Regions from separate parts of the Homo sapiens genome. Here region 2 is linked to region 1. A link is a contact called in ENCODE Hi-C or POLR2A ChIA-PET data. All regions are on one chromosome and are shown on one strand. Each heading gives the region's core, a stretch centred on a gene start or an enhancer-like site at or near the end of the contact. The rest is flanking DNA. Distances are from core to core; before and after follow the strand shown.

The links. Hi-C counts contacts between places; a loop is a spot of excess contacts on that map. ChIA-PET counts read pairs that join two places held with the same protein, here RNA polymerase II (POLR2A). Pooled maps may share reads with other maps.
Region 2: a loop to region 1 is called in a map with no recorded cell type, with 12 times the contacts of the local background. The contact joins two enhancer-like sites. A Hi-C loop is called at or near these places in 2 of 168 maps with a recorded cell type or tissue (GM12878 and K562), 12 of 37 single-sample maps with no recorded cell type and 12 of 50 pooled maps. POLR2A ChIA-PET finds 5 or more read pairs at or near these places in 1 of 52 experiments (activated CD8-positive, alpha-beta memory T cell).

The regions. Positions count from the first base shown.
Region 1 is chr2:12,283,859-12,289,754 of GRCh38, forward strand. The region is part of intron 3 of MIR3681HG (MIR3681 host gene); the gene reads left to right. Among named protein-coding and RNA genes, the nearest start is that of MIR3681, 88 kb to the left of the region's middle. Within about 2 kb of position 3,438, at least 4 of the 41 ENCODE cell types and tissues checked have a DNase peak (open chromatin) inside an H3K27ac peak, as active enhancers do.
Region 2 is chr2:12,428,600-12,434,495 of GRCh38, forward strand. The region is part of intron 4 of MIR3681HG (MIR3681 host gene); the gene reads left to right. Among named protein-coding and RNA genes, the nearest start is that of MIR3681, 230 kb to the left of the region's middle. Within about 2 kb of position 2,277, at least 7 of the 41 ENCODE cell types and tissues checked have a DNase peak (open chromatin) inside an H3K27ac peak, as active enhancers do.

The DNA.
Region 1 (5,896 bases), core at 2,188-4,687:
ACACAGGGATAAATGTTCATGGCTTCTTGTTTGGCAATGGATTCTTAGATTTGGCATCAAAAGCTTAAGCAACAAAAGAAAAAGACAAATTGGATTAATAAAAATTAAAAATATTTGTGCCTCCAAATACATTATCAAGAAAGTGAAAAGACATTCTACAGAATGGTGGAAAATGTCTGCAAATCATATATCTGATATAAAGGTCTAGTATCCAGATTATATAAAGAATTCTTATAATTTAACAATAAAAAGAAAAACAATCTCCCACATGGACAAAGACTGGAGTAGATATTTCTCCAAAGAAAATATGAACACGTCCGACCAGTACATGAAAAGAGATTCAACAGCACCAGCCAAAACCACGAGAACCATTTCACGTCCACTAGCATGAGTATTAAAAAAAAGAAAGAAAGGAAAATAACAAGTGTTGACAGGGATGTGGAGAAATTGGAATCCTTGTTCTTTGCTGGTGGGAATGTAAAATGGTGCAGTTACTGTGGAAAACAATTTGGTGGTTCTTCGAAATTTAAACTTAGAATTATTGTATGATCAGCCATTCTACCCCTAAGTATGTACCCTAGAGACTGGATAACAGGTATTTAAACAATATCAAAAAACTTTTCCACAAGTGCTTATAACAGTTGTATTCACAAGGTAGAAATAACGCAAATGTCCATCACTGAATAAAAGGAGAAACAAATTGTGGTATCTATATACAACTAATCGATCCTAAAAAGGTATGGAGTGCTGATTCATGCTACAACTTGGATAAACCTCAAAAACATTATGCTAAGTGAAAGAGGCCAGACCACAAAATGTTACACATTGTATGACTCCTTTTATATGGGTTATCCAGAATAGGAAACTTGATAAAGAAAGTAGATTGATGGTTTCCAGGGTAGAACAGCAGGGAATGAAGAATGATTGCTTAATAGTTATGGAGTGTTTTTCTGTGGTAATCAAAGGTTTTGAAACCAGAGAGAGGTAGTGGTTTTACAACATTGTGAATGTGTCAAATACCACTGAATTGTATAATGTCAAATGATTAATTATAGGGGATGTGAATTTTACCTCAGTTAAAAAAAAGTACACATGGACATTGTAATAAAAACATATAAGACAGCTATTAAAATTCTTCAGAGAGTTTAGAATCTATGCTTTTGAAAATTGCTTAACATAGCAAAGCAAATACCTACTGGTCTAGAAATAGAGGTTAAATGCAAAGATTACTATATTTACTTGAGAAAAACACTATTTTCAAATAAAGCTTCCGATGAACCAGGAATTGATGAGGAAGACAATTTTAAAATGAATTTTCATTGTGATTGTAGCTACAATGATAAAATGGATGAACAGATATTTTGAATCACCTACAAATCATAAAGTCACTTTAAGTTTCTTGTATGATCACCACAAGTTGTAGGAAGTACCATTGCATAACCTTATATTTTAAGTTAATTTCAGACTTTCCTGAAACTAATTGTATAAAGAGTTAAATCTTTTTAGAAAAAATGTTCTCTAAGAATCATCAACTCCAGATGTACAATTTATATTTTCAAAAAATATATCAGAATTGTCATAACCTAAGCATACTCTTAATAGTTTCAAGAACAGTTCCATCAGCAGAAAGATTATTCTGAAAATTAAAAACTATCAAAAATTATTTGTGATCTTGCATTTTTCAAGAGTGACTGATGTCACTTTTAATTATACAGATTGAAAATGAAGTTACAAAAAGTATAAATTCTGATGTCCTAATTTGCAGAAAAGCAAGACATAAAAATGTTATGATCAAGGAAGACATCACATTAATCAGTATTATTTATTGTATTAAATAAAATCGTGACACTGAAATATTATTTTTTATAATTTTTAAGTTTATAGCATTAATCATGTACTTCTTTTACCCCATCATGTTTTATAATTAACAAACTATTTCTTAGAGAAAAAAGTTTTGTATTTTATTGCGTTTACCTGATCTTCTTTTATCTTGCTTTTTAAACTGAGGAACCTGTGATAACATTTCACTCTGGGCATCACAAGTTACATATTTGGCCTCAAGCATAATGTATGAATTGCAGCTTTTATTAGGAGACCCATGCTTCGAGATTTTTTTTTTTTTTTCCTAAGGAAAAATGTTAAGAGGGATGCCCACCTTCCTTGGCTCAGGCTCTTTGTTCTCCATAGGACCAGTCAAAAATCTTTCAGCAAATACTATTTACCTAGGATTACCTGGACTACTATCTGTACAGCAGGTTGACAATCTAAAATATTTAAGATATAGTCTCTGAAAAAGTTAAATCACATCAATAGCTAACTGTGAAACTGTGCTCTGGACTTGAAGCTGTATCTGATTCAGGGGTCAAAGAGAAAGAGAGGGATTTTGTTGCAACCAATTCTTTATATTATATAAAGCTTATTATAAGCATTTGTTACAGTTGTTTTTTCCCATATATTATTGAAGTGCCGTCTTTGTCTGGGTTAAGTACCAGAGGTTCGTTGTCTCACACTAAGAAAATCAAGGATGTGGACACACAAGTAGTGAGTTTAAGACTGGAGGTTTAATAGATAAAAGAAAGAGAACAGAGAGTAGCTCTCTCTCCTGCAGAGAAAATGGGGAGCCCAAGTGGGTCTTCCGGTCTGTGGTGAAGTGCAGGAGGTTTTATAGGCTGGCTTGAGAAGGTGATGTCTGATTTACATAGGGCCCAAAGATTGGTTGGACCAAGTGTGACGTTTACATAGTTTGCAAAGAAGCTGGCTATGCCACCCTAATCTTTTATTATGCGAATGGATTTTCCACCTGGCCTGCTCCATGTTGTCTGCTCCTCACTGCATATGTGGTTGACAAAGAAAAGGGAAAATGAAGCTGCCCTGTTGAACATGCCTAACCCCTGTGTAGCCTTTTCCTATTGGCATGGCTGCTGGCATTCACTCACGCAGGCTTCCAACTTGCTTATCTATGTCTTTAGCTTGATCTTACAGGCTGCTTTGTGTTAGAAAAAAAGTGATTTTAGGGCTGCTTTTTATTAAAAGGAAAACCTTACTGAGGACTTCCTTATTCTCACTATCTGCCTGAATAATTTCTTTTTAACTCCTATATCATTATTTTATTTCCTATAGCACAACAGTCATATAAGACTATTGCCCCAATTTTAAGTTAGAAAATTGATGCTCCAAGAAATCAAAATTGGACCCTCGACGCAGTCAAATGTTTATGCTGATGCCACCAATGGGTATGTAGGTGCAGGCCATCAATCTGGAAGGAGTAGGACTTTCCCTTTAAATCACTTGCCAAAGCCACTAAGTATACATTAATACATTTGTTCTTTGCCCTTTAGGAAAACTGTTTTCTTGAAACAAGGCTACTTATTTTAGCTTTCATAACCCAAAATGAAAGGAAGCACTATGATAAAGTTCTCTATGATAAAGATCTTTCCTGAGATACTCCCTTTTTAAGCATTGAACCTTACCTTCCGGCGTTTCCTGTTACTCATCTGTTATATGTCTCTGCCAATTACAGAAGGGTTTTTTTTTCTGTATTCCCTTTTCTTCACTTTCACTATTTATTCCCCATTTGTAAACCATCAAAAGTTTGTGCTTGAAGCCATTCGGCTTTCTTTAACTTTTGACATGATTCAGTTCTACAGCCAATTTCCATGTCATTCCTCATAGAAAACAAACAAACTGAGCCCAGGACATAAATTTCAGAGTCACTCAGCTGGGGTAGAGGACTGGGAAGGTGTCTGGCTCACAGCTCCAGGCTGGCAAGGCAAGCACCGGCTGCTCCACACCCTCACACCCCTGGGAGAGGAGTCTTTTCGAAACCCAGGAAGCCACTAACCTACCCAAATGAGAATTTGTTTTTGGGTAATCACCAACTAACACTTGACATAAACAGCATAGACAGCCCTGAATTAGGCAACCCTGAGTTTGAGTCTTGACCTTGAGAAAGTTGTGGGCTTTTGCTTTATTAGCTATAAAATGCACATAACAATAGTCTTGACCTAGTAAAAGGCTGTTGGAAAGATTAAAAGAAGAAATGATTAAATGAGATAATGCCTGGCTTAAGTAAAGTACACATTTGATAAATGTTACCCATTACTATTTATGAAATGCTTCTCTAAGAAATCAATTTCCTATTCTCTTTCAAGTCAATTGACTATACCTTTATTTTTAGCCCTTGGGATAAAGCTTACCAAGTCTGGATCAGATAGATTGAACAATGGGTTGCTGGAGATAATCAATAAATCCAGAAAGTGTTGCTGGGGAAGAAGCTTAACAAAGACCCTCTTCTCACATGGCCATAGACTGGGGGAGTATGCTTATCTGATGAAGGTGACCTCATCTCAGCCTTCCAAGAACACATTCTTATCCTTTCTCATCTCTGGTGGCAGCCCCCACCACAAACGCCTTGAGACCATAGATTCTCTTTTCTCTCCCCCATCAACTATGAACAGACAAAGATCCTAAACTTAAACTGCTGAGAAAGTTTAAAGGGTGGCTCCCCTCCCCAGTTCCGTGCCTTGAATGGAAGCTCAGTGTCAGGACAATAAACTTGTCATCCTGTTTACATTGGTTTTTCAAGGTTAATGTTGGAGGGAAGGAGGGCTTACTTGAATACCCTCCTTGAATCAGAGCATGTGTATTTGCTTATAAATTAACCATGCTAGGCAGAATTCATATCAGTAGCAAACAAGATACTGGGGGACAATAACAGTTATGGATATTTGTCCAGTGCTGGATAAATTCAGATCATTTTCTGAACACGTTTCATTTTGTTTCCCAACATCGTTTTAGGGCATCTTGATGCAGGAGCGGGACCAAGAATTTGGCTTCAGAAGTTCAGGTTCATATGTCAGCTCTGTTTAAGCCCCTCTCTGTGCAAGCTCAGGAAAATGGCTTCCCTAATGAAGCCTCAGTTCCTAACCTGGAAAACAGAGGATTTTTAAAAACATCCTACTTCACAGGGCTTTTAAGAGATTGGATGGAACAGTCATTGATGACCTGTCTTTCCCCAGAAATCTTCAGTTCAGAAAGTTCAGGCATATTAAAAGATGGAGTCAAGACAGAATGGGGTCTTCTGACTGAAGGGTCTTCCAGGGCCCTGCTTCAGGGTCCCTGTTCCTGAAACGTTAGCCATACCCTTGGACAGAGCTGGAACTTGGGCACAACCAGGGACTCTCAGTCTAAAATGAGGTCTCTGGGCACAGAGTTGACAAATTTTGAATTGTGGTAAAATAGTTGATCAGCGCGGCCCCATTTTGCCTCCCAAGGGATAATAAAAGAAACCATCACTGCTGACATCTGCATGGGAAGGCAAAGAATGACATTTCTGCTGCGAAGAAATGAACCATCGAATGCATTTCAAGACAGTGTGAGGTCAACTGTAATAGTGGTAAAACCTGAGGCCTCACACTAAGATGTCAGTGAAGAAGAACAGATCACCATGAACACAGAGCTTTAGGTGATGAGAATGTTTCTCTCTCTGAGTGAAACTTACTTGGCAGAAAAATTGCAGAACTCAGGCTCAGTCTTGGCAACTTCAGGGGCCTCCCTAGTTGGGGCTTAGTCTAACTTTCTCTTTTTCTTATGTTAAAACTATATTATATACATAGAACTTTTCATAGATCTTTGTGTTTTGTGTGAGAGATTCTTCTTGAGAATATATCTATATATTTTAAAAATAGACCTTAATAAATTTTGTATTTCATATTATCACTATAATAAGCTTCAAGTTATTTTGCTGAGTGTGTTTTTTCTACGTTCTATTTGTCTTTTTTTTGAATAAAATTTTTTCTTACCTTTTTTGAATAAATTATTTATTTCATTTCTACTTAAAACATTTGCAAATTAAACAGTCTATATTTACTAATTAGCCTGTAAATTATAATAATTA
Region 2 (5,896 bases), core at 1,027-3,526, 140 kb after region 1:
TTGTTTCTAGCGCACAGCTGGGGACAGGCCCAGCCTTTCTCCCAACCTTCCCCCTCGCCCCCCGACGGCTTCTGAGAGCTGGATGTACCAAGAAGCCCACTGGCTGGCTCAGACCCACCCTCATGACTGAGCCAGTCCTGACCCAGTTCGAAAATATATCAGGCCCATGATAGCACTCAATTCTAACTTTCCATGTGATTTAGACAAATCACCAGACTTCTCTGTGTGCTTCCTTATACTTCAAGTACCAATTCCAATACTTGCTTTATAGCAGAGGGAGGCAGTGAGCATCAAAATAGGTTTTAAAAACAACAGTGATAACAACAGCAGCAAAACATTAGGCACAGGCACATTGTTTTTACTGATGAACTATGGGCTGCCTGTCACACATTGGCAATGGGGAGCTGAATGCTAACCAACCATCCCTGCCCCCAAGGAGTTCATAGCCTCAGGAAAAAAGAATAACAAAAACCAGCCACGTGAACAATGAGCTCTGCAAAAAGTCTATATGTTTATAATACTTGCAACTAAAAGTCATTTCATTCCACAGCCTCTTTTGAATTTATTTTTATAACAACCCTGCTGGGTACATGCTATGAATATTCCTCTTCCAACAGAGGAAACTAAGTCCTAGCAAAATGGAATCATGAATAAGAGCAGAGTCAGGATTTGAACGGAGGGGATTTTGCTGTTGCTTTTTGTTTGTTTTTGTTTTGTTTTGTTCCTAAAGCCTTTCATTGCTTTTGATCACTTTTCAGCCCAGAGTCACAGATGGCTGTGCTTTTCCATCCGGGCCACTTAATCTGATGGTAATGCACCATTTCTAAGAAGAGTTCTCTACTATTTCCCATGATATTTCCTTCCAAGTTGTTGACACCATTCTGCAGATTTTGATGCTGGTGGTAAATTCTCTAATGAAGACTATTTGCTTCATTGATGTCAAATTACTGCCTTACTGCTCTTATTTTTTGCCTTTTTGTGCACACAAATAGATTTTTGTTTTAATATGGAATCATAAAATCATCTCTTCAAATATATTTTAAACGCAGTTAAACTCAGTATGTGTAATACTAATCATATAACCTAATGAACTAAAGTGGTGATAATGTGTACAACTCTGAGCCCACATGTGACCCCAGTAGCAACTACATCGCAATTGCCACCACCTGGCTAGCAGCAATTTTAAGATGCATTCTGATACAAAAGATGCTAAAATCTGAAAAGTACATGATTTAGAATACACAAAACACAGTATAGTTTTTTCTTTTCCTTTTAGTAAGAACTCTGGATTTTTTTTTTTGGCTAGCCTGTAAGATCCTTTGAAAAACTGGGTCTCACATATGCATACTTGGCATCTAGGATGCAAAAGAAAAATACGGGAAGCGGGAAGCTACAGTGTGCCAGAAATAGGTTATCCATTGCCACATGTGTTGTTTAGTTGGCTTATTACAATAGCCCAAGGGTAGCCTGCACTTTCCCCACTTTACAGAGTGTTTTTTAAAAGTATACTGGGTACACCTTACATAGCTTAAGACACATAAGAGGCATTCAATAAATGTGTGCTGGTGAAATGAAAGAATATGTAGAGATTAAATAACTTGGTCATGTTCAGGCAGTTAGTTGACATTGAATCAGAAAATTGACTCTTGACTGGTCTGACTCAAAGGCCCATTCTTTGGCAATTGCTAGTCTGGCTCCAAGCGGGTGACTACGAGGTCTGGCAACTAATGGGAGACAAAAATATTTACTGTGTCAGTTAGAAGGAAGAAGGAAGGAAGGAAGAAAGAGAAGAAGAAAGGAAAAAGGAAGGAGAAGAAGGAGGAAGGAGGAAAGGGAGGAAGAAAGGAAGGAGGAGAGGGAGGGAAGGACAGAAGGAAGATCGAAGGAAGAGGTGAAAAAAAGAAAAAAGAAAGGATGAGAGAAAGATAATAAGAAGCAAGAAAAAACAGAAGTAAAAACTGAGAAAAGGGAAGGGAAAAGGGAACGAAAAGACAGGCAAAATGGAAAAAGAGGAAAATGAAAGAAAAGGAAGAAAGCAGGGAAGAAAGCTGTCAGTAATGGCTAAACATTAAGAAACTGGATTAGAAAGATAGTGTTTTTGCAAAGCCAATGTTGGCTTTCCTCCAGATTTCACTAGTTTTACAGTTATTCTAGAAAGTTCTCTAAACATCAAATTTTGAAGGAAGGAACCAACACTGCAACTGCTACTTGTTTTCAGGTTCTTGACCAACAGAGGCTTAATGAGTAATGTATTTGCTCAAAGTGAACTGAGGAAAGCAGTACTTAAGAACGCCTCTCACTGGTCAGCTAAGTGAGACAGTAAACCACCCAGGACGTTATATATCCTGTGCATATGTTTAAACCGGTGACTTGGGAAGAAACTGAAAGTTACTTTGTATAGTGAAACTTCCAGGCATAGTTTACTCAGTCTACTCAATACTGAGATCTAAGCCTAACTCCACAGCACCCGTGGGAGTGCTCTTTAAAGAGGAAGATGAGCTTTGAGCACTTTTTTTTTTTTTTTTTTTTTTTGAGACAGAGTCTCGCTTTCGCCCAGGCTGGAGTGCTGTGGCACTATCTCGGCTCACTGCAAGCTCCGCCTCCCAGGTTCATGCCATTCTCCTGCATCAGCCTCCCGAGTAGCTGGGACTACAGGCACCCGCCACCATGCCTGGCTAATTTTTTTTTTTTTTTTTTTGTATTTTTTACTAGAGACGGGGTTTCACCATGTTAGCCAGGATGGTCTCGATCTCCTGACTTTGTGATCCGCCCCCCTCAGCCTCCCAAAGTGCTGGGATTACAGGGGTGAGCCACTGCACCCGGCCAACTTTGGGCATTTTAACCACAGTTCAGCATAATGAGAGAGATGGTGGCTGTTATCATAGGCAGAGATTTTCTTTCTCCTTCATTTCCATTACTCAATTAATTCTTGCTTTTGTTCTGTGTTTGTTAAAGTTGCCATTAAGGTCAGAAAAATTCTTTATATAGAAAACAAAACAACAACAAACACCAGTGTGGTACTGGAGGAGTACTGGAATAGGAGCCAGGAGGTCTTGGTTCTAATCTTGCCTTTGCTACAGGTTTGCCACCTGACCTTGGACAAACTGCTTTATCCCTCTGGGTCTCCTCACAATCAAAATCCATGAATATTTAAGCTGTGACACATTTGGAGACGCACTGCTGAACACATAATATTATTATGCAGCCCAGTGTCTCAGAGTTGCCATCCATAGTCAAGGAGAGCTTTCTATACTTTCAGAAATAGCATCTCGTTTTTAGATAAGAAGTTTTAATTGAACTATAAAGGAGTAATATGCATTTCTTTTCTTTCTCCATTTTTCCTTTTTTCTGAGGCAGGGTCTCGCTCTGTCACCCAGGCTGGAGTGCAGTGACAGGATCACAACTTACTGCAGCCTCGATTTCCTAGGCTCAAGTGATCCTGCAACCTCAGACTCCCAAGTGGCTGGGACTACAGGTGCGCACCACCACTCCCAGCATTTTTTTTTTTTTTGGTAGAGATAGGGTCTCACTATTTTGCCAGGCTGGTCTAGACCACCTAGGCTCAATCAGGTATCCTGCCTTGACCTCCCAAAGTACTGGGATTACAGGTATGAGCCAGGGTGCCCAGTAGTAACACCCATTTCTGATAGAAACTTTGGAAAATATGGACAAAAGCAGGAGAGAAGGAAAAGGTAATCCTGTCATGCAGAGGTAACCATGATTGTTTTGATGTACTTTTGATAGTATTTTAAATATATACATTTATAAGCATATTGGGGAACATATTATATTGAGATTTTTAAAGTTTTTAAAAATTATTTATTACTGTAAACAATCTCCTATGCAATTAGTCTTCAAAAAATGATTTTTAGTGACTGACCACATAGGACTCCATCAAATGGATTAAGTGTAATTAATTTGAACATTTTTCTATTCTTGGTCTTTTCAGTTATTTGGGTTACTTTTGCTATTATAAAAATGCTGTGGTGACTACATATTTGGAAATATGAACGTATTCATGCCTTTTCAAATAACAAATTGGAAGGATAAGAATTACTGGGTTAAAAAACTAGGCCAATTTTAAATTGTCCTGCAGAAAAGTTGCAGCAATTTATCTCACCAGAATGTTCTGAGGATGTTATTGTACACCTGCTTACCAATGTCAAGGAACATGTAACAACAGCAATAAGAAAAACACAACACATTCTCTAACCTACTGAGAGCAGATTTTATTTTACTGATGTGTTTATATTCATTTCACTGATTATTCGTAAAGTTAACGTTTTTATTTCACATTTGCTTGCCACTTGCAAGACTTCTTTTGTAAAGTGCCTTTTGTATTCTTTGAACACTTTTCTATTAAGGGGGAGTGGATGTTCAGGCTTTTCCTATAGCTTTAAAGCCCTTACATGATGAGGATGTAAAACATCGCTATGCTTGTGGTAGATTTTTTTTTGCCATATTTTATTTTATTATTGTTTAAGGTGTTCTGTTTATAATATCTAAGGAAATATATTTTTAGGACAGAAGTCAAATTCCCTGAAGGCATGGAAATATAGCACTTCCCACCAGAAATACATTCTTTTGGTATTAGCACAGAGCTTTTAAAACAATAAACATGAGATTCACATCAGAATTGTCTCTCTCATTTTTTTTTAAGTGAGGTGCAATTCTCGGCCCATAACAATAGCAAAGTCTATAATTTTCATCTTTTAAGTCTATAGCTTTTTAAAAAATAATGCAAAGTATCTAAAGAAGAATGCAAAAATCACTTTAAAAGTTATGTTTTCCATCTCTTCTCTCCATGAAGCAGAAATCACTGTGAAATGGAAGGCATCATGAAGTTAGAACATTCTTTCATGAGGGAGTATTACTGTTCCAGAAGAGCCTAACAAGATATAACTGGAGGGATGGAGTCTTTCCAAAAATTGGCAAAAATGAATAAAAGCTTTAGTCTGAATCCCATGAAGCAGATGGATTAATGCTTCTTAGAACTGGGAGCTTAAAATTTGGATTTTTAAGCATCACTAATTTTTCTTTTATGAACCCTGTCCCATTTTAACTCTTTAGGATTGTAAGTCTATGTATGCATTCTCCTCTTTTTTTTGATATCCTGAATACTTACATGCCTCCTTCCCTCCGTCAACCATGGAGCTTGCCTCTGTGCTCCCCAGCTGGCACCTGGTCAGCAGGGGCCGCCATGGTTTTACTGTTCATACTTTTAATGTTAAGCTATGGCCTAACCAGCTCCTGTATGCCATACACCTGGCCCAGATCCTCCATGCAGGTGACCTAATATCACATTTGCCTTCCTACAAAAAGGAAAATAAAATAAACCATGTATAACATCTCACTGAGATATAACTACTGCTAACATTCTGCTGCCCTTCCCTCCAACATTTCTTCCTTCCATGCTATGTATAAATATTATACATGCTACTGTTTTCCACTGGTTCATTTGAAATTACATTGTCATTATTTTCCCAAACTGTAATTTTTAGTGGGTATAGGAAAATTAATTGAACTATCCTCAACAATAGGTAGAAATTTAGGATGCTTTCTATTTTTCCCTACTTTTGGTAGCATTGACAGAACAACCTAGCATTCATGGCTTTGATTGCAATCCAGTTACTTTCTTAGGGCAAATTCCTAGAGGTTCCAACGTTGTCTTATGTGGATATATAACCCCCTTAGCATACAGATTAAAAACAATACGAAAGAAATCAAAGCATGTTTGTTTGTTTAGAAATGTTTACATTGAGAAGAATGTTTTGGTACATACCAATATTTTACCTTGTGTTTTATAGGATGTGTATGCATATTTCCAATTTCTAAAAGTCATGATTATGACCTAATTTTGCATAACAGGAATTTGAGGAGCAGAGGAAAGGGGAAA